3 separate regions of the Homo sapiens genome follow, and regions 1 and 2 are each linked to region 3. The links are chromatin contacts, found by Hi-C or POLR2A ChIA-PET in ENCODE. All regions are on one chromosome and are shown on one strand. Each heading gives the region's core, a stretch centred on a gene start or an enhancer-like site at or near the end of the contact. The rest is flanking DNA. Distances are from core to core; before and after follow the strand shown. Region 1 holds the start of CD55 (CD55 molecule (Cromer blood group)). Region 2 overlaps PIGR (polymeric immunoglobulin receptor). Region 3 holds the start of RAB29 (RAB29, member RAS oncogene family).

Region 1 (2,880 bases), core at 38-2,537, 1.5 Mb before region 3:
ATATTGAGAGCTTTTAAAAATGCCACCACAGAGTTGTATTTGGTAAGTCCTACTTTATAAAATACTTAAGAAAACATATCATTTACGCTATGTGTCTCAAGGCAATTGCCAAATATATTTTATATGTTTACTCCCTAAACAATACCTATTGTTTATTTTCTCTACTAGTTCGTTCAAGAGGTACAGTGTTAGGAAGAAAAACTCTTAATGAAGCAGCAGGACCTACTCAGGGTGGTAAATGTCTTCAATTAGCTGGAGTGTGACGTGCCAACAGGGTATACCCTGGGGTTTAGTAACGCTAGAGAACTATCAATTACTAGTCACTCCAAAGGTATATAAAAATAAATTTAAGATACATTCCATTCCCAGAACTTTTCTAAAAAGATGAAGAACTTACGATTGCAGAACTCTTCAATATCTGACCATTGACTGCCCTTAAGGCAGATCACTGAGTCCTTCTCGCCAGGAATTTTCACAAAGCTTTCTTCACATTTGTACGTTATTACAGTATCCTCGGGAAAACTTGTACGGCCTTCCAAAGCTGGCTGGGCATTAGGTACATCTGGGGGAAGGCCACAGTCACCTAGGGAGACAAAAGCAGAACTGAAGGAAATGACTATCAAGTGTCCTCACAGTTGCTGTTTTCAAGACACAAGCCCCCTTGAAATGCCACACCTGAAAGAGATGACATGCAAGTTTGCAGCATCGTGTGCTCCACACGGCTGGACTCTGTCGAGAGTGGGGAACGGTCAGCGGTCTGGCCTCCCATCCTTTTAGACCAGCTTTTTGGGGGTTAAGGATACAGTCTCTTTGAGCCCTCCCTTTCGATTTTGCCAGGCTTGGCTGCTCCGCAAACCCAGCCGGGGCCTCTTTAACCCTCCACGCCGACCCCTAAAGCCAAGTCAGCTGGGGGCCGACACAGCAGGAGCCCCAAATGCTGGTGAGCGGCGAGAGCCTTAAAGGCACAGGACGGCGGGAACCACGACCGCGGGCCAAGCTCCCCACCTGCCAAGTCGCCGGCCCCTGTGCGTGTCTCAGAGACCGACTTGGACCTCCCACCCAGCCCAGGGGCTTCCCCGGCCGCCGGGCCCCTACTCACCCCACACGGCCGGCAGGCACAACAGCACCAGCAGCAGCAGCCGGGGCAGCTCCCCGAGGAGGGGCAGCGCCGCGGGCACGCTCGGCCGCGCGACGGTCATGGCGCGCCGGGTTAGAACAAGGACGCGCCGCCGGGACTCCGCCGAGTCGCAGCTACGCCCAGCGGCCGGAGCGAGTTGCAGTAAGCAGAAGCCTCGTGGCTCCGCAATACCAGTTAAATGAGTGCTTTGGGCGGGGTCTGGGCTGGGGCTCTGCGTCACCAAGGGTGGGACAAACAAGACGGGTGGAGTAGGGGTTTGTTGTGGTCAGAGGTGCGGTCAGAGGGCTCCGGCGTCATACGCCCCGGGGGCCCTAGACTCGGGGAGAGTGGGGAGGGGAAGGAGGAGGAGCTCGCTGGCAACACCCTCTGGGACTCACTCTCTCCACTGCTGGGTGGGGCCTGCGATGACCTGCCTTCTAGAAACCTAAATATCTCCTCGCTACGTAAACACAAACGGGGTGTAAACGGGAGAGGGGGAGGGGTGCTCAAGTATCGCAGGCCTTGCTGCCCGCACGTGAGTTCGTCTAAGCGGAGCATCCCCGCGCTTGAGTGCTGCCAAGGGGACCTGCAGGTGCGGTGGAGTTCGGGGGCTGAGACTCAGGCGCTGAGACGCGGTGCTCTACCCGCGTCTTGGGCCCTCTACTGGGAGGTCTGTCAAAGGCCAGCACGAGGGTGGGGAAATAACTAAGGAGGAAGGGCGTCATCTCCTAGAACACTCTCTAATGTGAAAACAGAGACCTGGGGAAACAGGTTGAATAACACAGTAGGGAGTGAACATTGTTCATGCCTTGTTCGGGTGGGAGTCATTTTCTTCACCCGGGTTCTCCTTATTTACGAAAGACACCACTTTGGGATTACTCCAGACTGACTGTAGAGAGAAATTCACCAGTGTGCGTGTGTGTATGTGTGTGTGTGTGTGTGTGTGTGTGTGTGCGCGCGCGCGCGCGCGCCTCGGGGCGGTGTGGGGTGGGATAACAATAAAAACAAACAGACCCCAAAACGCTGAATGGTGGTGGGGTGGATTTTAAGAGGAAGGCTTGTTACAAACCCTTTAGAATAAATAGCCTGAGGTTTGCAAGACTGGCCACACATTAGAATCACGTGGGGAGCTTATATATATATTTATATTTATATATTCATATATATTTATACATATATAAATATATATTCTTTAAGTTCTGGAATACATGTGCAGAACATGCAGGTTTGTTACATAGGTATACACGTGCCATGGTGGTTTGCTGCACCCATCAACCCAACATCTACATTAGGTATTTCTCCTAATGCTATCCCTCCCCTAACCCCCACCCTCCAACAGGCCCCCGTGTGTGATGTTCCCCTCCCTGTGTCTGTGTATTCTCATTGTTCAACTCCCACTTATGAGTAAGAACATGCAGTGTTTGGTTTTCTGGTCTTATGTTAGTTTGCTGAGGTTGATGGTTTCCAGCTTCATCCATGTCCCTGCATAGGACATGAACTCATCCTTTTTTATGGCTGTGTAGTATTCTATGGTGTATATGTGCCACATTTTCTTTATCCAGTCTATCATTGATGGGTATATGGGTTGGTTCCAATCCAGAGGCCCAAACTGCACCTTAGACAAATTAAATCAGCATCTTTGGGGATGGGACTGGGTATCAGGATTACTTAAAGTGCCACACTGTGCAGCCAGGTTTGAGAACCACAGACCTATATGGTACTGGTCAGAGTAAAGATCTATCCAGCTTAGGACCACCCCTGTC
Region 2 (2,831 bases), core at 51-2,550, 1.2 Mb before region 3:
AGAAGGTATGACCCTCACTCAAGGGAATGCTCAGCCCCTGGGGAGAGTAAGAATTGGTCTCACATCTGGGTTGGGAAAAGGAGGCTAGTAAGGGCTAACCTACCCTCTTTCTTCACACAGAGTTTGTTGCCACCACTGAGAGCACCACAGAGACCAAAGAACCCAAGAAGGCAAAAAGGGTGAGGAGGAAGAAGGAAGCCCCACTACATGACAAAGAAATGCAGCATGAGGGGATGCAGTTAGACTTCAGAAAGAACTACCTCAACATGGGGGCCGATCCCAGAATAGGGAGGATGATATAAATAGTCCTCAGGAGTCCTCAGGACTTTTTGAGGAAGAACTATATCTTACTGGTTGTGGGATGCTGATGTGGATAAGGCCCAGGAAGGAGGTGAGCTATATGATTAGGCTGTAAAACTGCAGGAGAGAGGCAGGCCAGGAGATGAGGAAAGCAGGTGCATAAAAGATGGGAAGCTACAATGCCAAATGCTGGTGATTAAATGGATGCTCTTCCTGGGTTGGGGGACCCAAGGACCTCAGGCCACACATCCTCCCTTGAGGGTTTGCTCAGGACCAGCTTTTTGCCTGGGCCTAGGAGACATTTGCTTGCGGTGGGCAGTTTGAGGCTAGAAGCCCCTGCTCACTTCTCTTGAAGCCCCACCAGAGGCAACTCCTGCCTTGGGTGCCATATACCATCCCCTCAATCTGCCCTAGGACTCAGGGGACCAAGAAAAATAACATCTCATGCCTTTAATCCCGAGGTGAGAGTTTTTGTTGTTGTTGTTGTTGTTTTTATCATATCTACTTTTTCTTGAAACATCTCTGGCATTTAGCAAAGTTAGAACGAGTTATTCCTGGGACAGCCTTCCCCTTTAACTTTGTGGTGCCAAAAAGCTACCTGTCTGGGCTGGTGGAGAAAGAAAAACATACACCACCGTGGTTGACCCCAGCCTAGGCCACCTTGCCCGTGGACTGTGTGGGCAGCTTCCGGGGACAGGCCCGGGCAACAGAGGCGGTTCCACTCCGTGTGTCAGAAGGAGGTAGTGAGACAGAAGAAGATATTTTTAGAGGCTGCAACTTTCCATTTCTCAAAATGCGTCCTTCTTGGTGAGCATGGGGGCTGGGATGAGAACAGTGGGCCCCAAAGGCTTGTGTTGCTTGGACCAAGATCACGAATTCAGGACATTAAGCACCTCCCCTCCCCTGACTCCACCCACTGAGCCAGTGCCCCCAACACTGATGCCTCTCCTCTTGCCCCTTAGTCATCCAAGGAGGAAGCCGAGATGGCCTACAAAGACTTCCTGCTCCAGTCCAGCACCGTGGCCGCCGAGGCCCAGGACGGCCCCCAGGAAGCCTAGACGGTGTCGCCGCCTGCTCCCTGCACCCATGACAATCACCTTCAGAATCATGTCGATCCTGGGGCCCTCAGCTCCTGGGGACCCCACTCCCTGCTCTAACACCTGCCTAGGTTTTTCCTACTGTCCTCAGAGGCGTGCTGGTCCCCTCCTCAGTGACATCAAAGCCTGGCCTAATTGTTCCTATTGGGGATGAGGGTGGCATGAGGAGGTCCCACTTGCAACTTCTTTCTGTTGAGAGAACCTCAGGTACGGAGAAGAATAGAGGTCCTCATGGGTCCCTTGAAGGAAGAGGGACCAGGGTGGGAGAGCTGATTGCAGAAAGGAGAGACGTGCAGCGCCCCTCTGCACCCTTATCATGGGATGTCAACAGAATTTTTCCCTCCACTCCATCCCTCCCTCCCGTCCTTCCCCTCTTCTTCTTTCCTTCCATCAAAAGATGTATTTGAATTCATACTAGAATTCAGGTGCTTTGCTAGATGCTGTGACAGGTATGCCACCAACACTGCTCACAGCCTTTCTGAGGACACCAGTGAAAGAAGCCACAGCTCTTCTTGGCGTATTTATACTCACTGAGTCTTAACTTTTCACCAGGGGTGCTCACCTCTGCCCCTATTGGGAGAGGTCATAAAATGTCTCGAGTCCTAAGGCCTTAGGGGTCATGTATGATGAGCATACACACAGGTAATTATAAACCCACATTCTTACCATTTCACACATAAGAAAATTGAGGTTTGGAAGAGTGAAGCGTTTTTCTTTTTCTTTTTTTTTTTTGAGACGGAGTCTCTCACTGTCGCCCAGGCTGGAGTGCAGTGGCGCAATCTCGGCTCACTGCAACCTCCGCCTCCCAGGTTGACACCATTCTCCTGCCTCACCCTCCCAAGTAGCTGGGACTACAGGCGCCTGCCAGCACGCCTGGCTAATTTTTTGTATTTTTAGTAGAGACAGGGTTTCACCGTGTTAGCCAGGATGGTCTCGATCTCCTGACCTCGTGATCCGCCTGCCTCTGCCTCCCAAAGTGCTGGGATTACAGGCGTGAGCCACCGCGTCCGGCCTCTTTTTTTCTTTTCTTTTTTTTGAGACAAAGTCTCACTGTGTCACCCAGACTGGAATGCAGTGACACAATCTCGGCTCACTGAAACCTCTGCCTTCCAGGTTCAAGCTATTCTCATGCCTCAGCCTCTCAAGTAGCTGGGACTACAGATGTGGGCCACCATGTCTGGCTAATTTTTTTTTTTTTTTTTTTTTTTTGTAGAGACAGGGTTTCGCCATGTTGACGAGACTGGTCTCGAACTCCTGGCCTCAAGTGATCTGCCGCCTCAGCTTCTCAAAGTACTGGGATTATATAGGCATGAGCCACTGAGCCTGGCCCTGAAGCGTTTTTCTCAAAGGCCCTCAGTGAGATAAATTAGATTTGGCATCTCCTGTCCTGGGCCAGGGATCTCTCTACAAGAGCCCCTGCCCCTCTGTTGGAGG
Region 3 (2,939 bases), core at 177-2,676:
CTGTTCGGGGCTCTCAGCTCTAAAAGCTCTAAAGGAAATCAGACCCCTGATTTCCCACTTCACACCTCTATATTTCTGTGTGTGTGTCTTTAATTCCTCTAGCGCCACTGGGTTAGGGTCTCCCCAACAGAGCTGGTCTTGACAGAATATCACTGATCAGAGATAAAGAACAAATAAAGTGAAGATAGATCTTTGACACCAAGGACAATTCACTAAAGAGTTTATCGAATGATTGACTCAGAGACCAAGAATCAGGCCTTAGGAAATACTTAGCGGGAAATGGGATGGAGAGAAACCTGAAAGAAAAAGATAATCATCAGAGAAGTACGGGGATGACAAAGAAAGAACAGCGTCATAGAAGGCATAAGGGAAACAAATGTCAAGGAGTGGTCAACTATGTCAAAACGAATAAGAACAGAGAAAACTGGATCCTTAAAGATGAGTAGCTTGAACTAACCTCCTGTACCTGGGTAACGAACATTCTGGGCAAAATATATTGTGAACCATGCTGATGTTCTTTCGCCACAAAACATAAGTGATAGCCTCTCTATCAAGAGACCTAGATTTCCTAGTGTCTGGTCCTGGGCTGTTTTCCCATGGCCCCGCTGGTTCTCTTCCTCTATTCCTAGAAAAGTATAGAAAATGGAGCTCTCTTTGCTTGCCATTGAGCTCATGTCCTGCCAACTTCTACCCAAGTGACAGGTAGGTCAGTAAAGTTACAGGCTGAGAAATTAAAATTATTTGCCAAACACTAGTTTTATGATTATCTATTAACAACAGCCACAACAAATCAAGAAGGAGTCCCAGTGTATTTCAATTAGCTTCTAGCTCAAGTGATACATGAGTAGTATGGCTAGAATAGGCATTGTAGAAGTATGAATGGAGAACTGTCTCTTGTTTTCTGTCCATCTTTATTGTTATTGCTGGATATTAAATGCTGTAATTTTTGGCATAGGTTTTTTTCCAAAGACTGGTCTCTTGGGTCAAGTTTTCCTGAACTTGCCTGGTATTGGGCAAGTTCACACAGAAAATATGAGTCATTTCACAAAGTCCTGGGCTTGTCTATCTACTTGAAGGAATAGGAAATGGACTTCACTTGGAGCATGATGGATGAGGCTTGGGCTTTTACTAATGAAATAAGTTTCAATCTTAACTCAGTTAAACCTTTAAAGACAGGAGAAAACTATCTGGGGATGGATTCAGGCCAGTGAGATCACGTTGCACAAATCTCCCCTTAAGGGATCTTTACTGACCTAGAATTGTTTCAAAATAAGATTCCAAACTGTCGAGGGAGTTTGAAGCCTTGAAACTTGGTGTAGGTTTGCTTAAAACAAAATAACGAATATACTACATTTCCCAGGAGGCTTCGCGGTGAGCCTCCGCACTCGGCTGGTTCTCTTTACCGCGAGGAAAGCTGGGAAATGTAGTGCCACAGGCAACCCTGCACGTGACGCTTGCGGAGGAAGGGGAGAGAGAGGCGCGCGGGAGGGCGTCTAGGGAATCGAGGTGCCGGCTGCTCCTTCCTCACAATTTGGTTTGTGCTGCAAGGGGAGGGTCCCCATCATCTGGCCCCAGTGGTGTAAGGAGCTGACTGGGATTCAGTCACTGACTTGGAGCCGCTCGGGGGAAGTCCCGGTGGGTGAGGTTCCGCGGCGCCTGGTCCAGTTTCTCGGCAGTCAGGCCAGGAGGGGGTGGGGAAGGTGCGAACAGCCGGGGGCTCGGAGCTCGCGCCCTGCGCCCCACCCAGGTTGCGGCCGCCCGGGGAGGAAGCGCGTATAGGTTGAGTGCAAAGTTTCCTTTTTTGCTTTCTCGTCAGAGCAGCCCAGACAGGCGGTGGGTGGGAATGCCTCACTTCAGTTTGAAGAGGGTCCGGATCCAAAGGGGTTAAAACGAGCGACCCCCGATCCCCGACCACACTTCCCGCCTCCCTAAAACGCACACCCCGCTAGCCATGGGCAGCCGCGACCACCTGTTCAAAGTGCTGGTGGTGGGGGACGCCGCAGTGGGCAAGACGTCGCTGGTGCAGCGATATTCCCAGGACAGCTTCAGCAAACACTACAAGTCCACGGTGGGAGGTGAGACGTCTCGGGGGTGGGGAGGGGGAGGGGGAGGAGGAGGCCCCGACCGCGGACTCGAGCTGGGGACCCAAGTGGGGTGGGGATTTGCTGTCGGTTGTTGGGTCCTTCTTCGGGTCAGGAAGTACTGTCTGGGAACCTAGATGGTGTAATTGCCGGGTGTTTGGTTTACACGCCTCTCTTGAGTTTCCCGTTAGATTTTCCCAAACTGAGCCCACTGCCAGGAGAAAGGTAAGAGCAAAGGCGTGAAGATGAGAAATAGGGAAGGGAGGATGAGGATGAGCAATTGCTGTTTATTGCAGGCGTACTGTGAACTTAAGTCTCCAGCCTTTCAGCTGTCCGGCAAATCTCTCCAATCAGCAGAAGCAGCTGAGATCCTCTGTGGGGCCTCCTGGTTAGGTGCCGGCTGGGGCTGTAGTCCTGCCCCTCTGTTGAGGGAGGAACCGCAAGGTGTTTAACCTGGCTTCAGTGGGAGAACGCAGGAAGCGGAACTGGTCTGAAGGACTGTAGCTTTGTTGTGGGGCTGTGGGTGGGATGGAAGACACAAAATCCCCGAACGAGCCCCTTGGCTACGCAGTCAGATGCCCATGAGGGCTGATGAGCTGTGTTTTTGTCCGTTGATTGCTTAAATAAAGGTAACCAAGGAATTCTTCCAAGAATGTGAAATATACCACTTCTCTGACCTATCTTCCCACCACTTTTTTCCTCAAACTGGAGAAGGTAGGGAGGAAGGGGACACCGAGTTCATTCATTTCTTTCCCGGGTGTGGCCTTTGGACTCAACTATTTTTTCAGAGGCAGAAATGCCTTATTGTTAATTAGAAGGTATTTAGCTAGGAAGAGCTGGTGATGGGGGAGAGTAACT

The links. A loop is a pair of places that touch in the nucleus more often than their neighbours do. ChIA-PET counts read pairs that join two places held with the same protein, here RNA polymerase II (POLR2A). Pooled maps may share reads with other maps.
Region 1: a loop to region 3 is called in a pooled map, with 8 times the contacts of the local background. The contact joins the promoter of CD55 here to the promoter of RAB29 in region 3. A Hi-C loop is called at or near these places in 1 of 168 maps with a recorded cell type or tissue (posterior vena cava) and 5 of 50 pooled maps. POLR2A ChIA-PET finds 5 or more read pairs at or near these places in 1 of 52 experiments (T-cell).
Region 2: a loop to region 3 is called in a map of CD8-positive, alpha-beta T cell, with 26 times the contacts of the local background. The contact joins the enhancer-like site here to the promoter of RAB29 in region 3. A Hi-C loop is called at or near these places in 1 of 168 maps with a recorded cell type or tissue (CD8-positive, alpha-beta T cell) and 3 of 50 pooled maps. POLR2A ChIA-PET finds 5 or more read pairs at or near these places in 1 of 52 experiments (activated T-cell).

The regions. Positions count from the first base shown.
Region 1 is chr1:207,320,085-207,322,964 of GRCh38, reverse strand. CD55 (CD55 molecule (Cromer blood group)) reads right to left here and starts at 1,287. Exons shown (of 10, transcript NM_000574.5): 1 at 1,100-1,287; 2 at 398-583. The coding sequence starts at 1,199. LOC107985251 (a long non-coding RNA gene) reads left to right here and starts at 836. Exons shown (of 3, transcript XR_007066838.1): 1 at 836-1,279. RefSeq lists a silencer at 1,012-1,091 and an enhancer at 1,652-1,861.
Region 2 is chr1:206,928,845-206,931,675 of GRCh38, reverse strand. PIGR (polymeric immunoglobulin receptor) reads left to right here. Exons shown (of 11, transcript NM_002644.4): 9 at 1-5; 10 at 121-179; 11 at 1,263-2,831. The coding sequence ends at 1,358. Among named protein-coding and RNA genes, the nearest start is that of FCMR, 8.3 kb to the right of the region's middle. RefSeq lists enhancers at 645-1,214, 838-1,338, 1,265-1,554, 2,025-2,074. Within about 2 kb of position 1,300, at least 7 of the 41 ENCODE cell types and tissues checked have a DNase peak (open chromatin) inside an H3K27ac peak, as active enhancers do; they include CD8-positive, alpha-beta T cell, where a contact is called at or near this core.
Region 3 is chr1:205,773,969-205,776,907 of GRCh38, reverse strand. RAB29 (RAB29, member RAS oncogene family) reads left to right here and starts at 1,426. Exons shown (of 6, transcript NM_003929.3): 1 at 1,426-1,635; 2 at 1,822-2,075. The coding sequence starts at 1,952. RefSeq lists an enhancer at 2,512-2,561.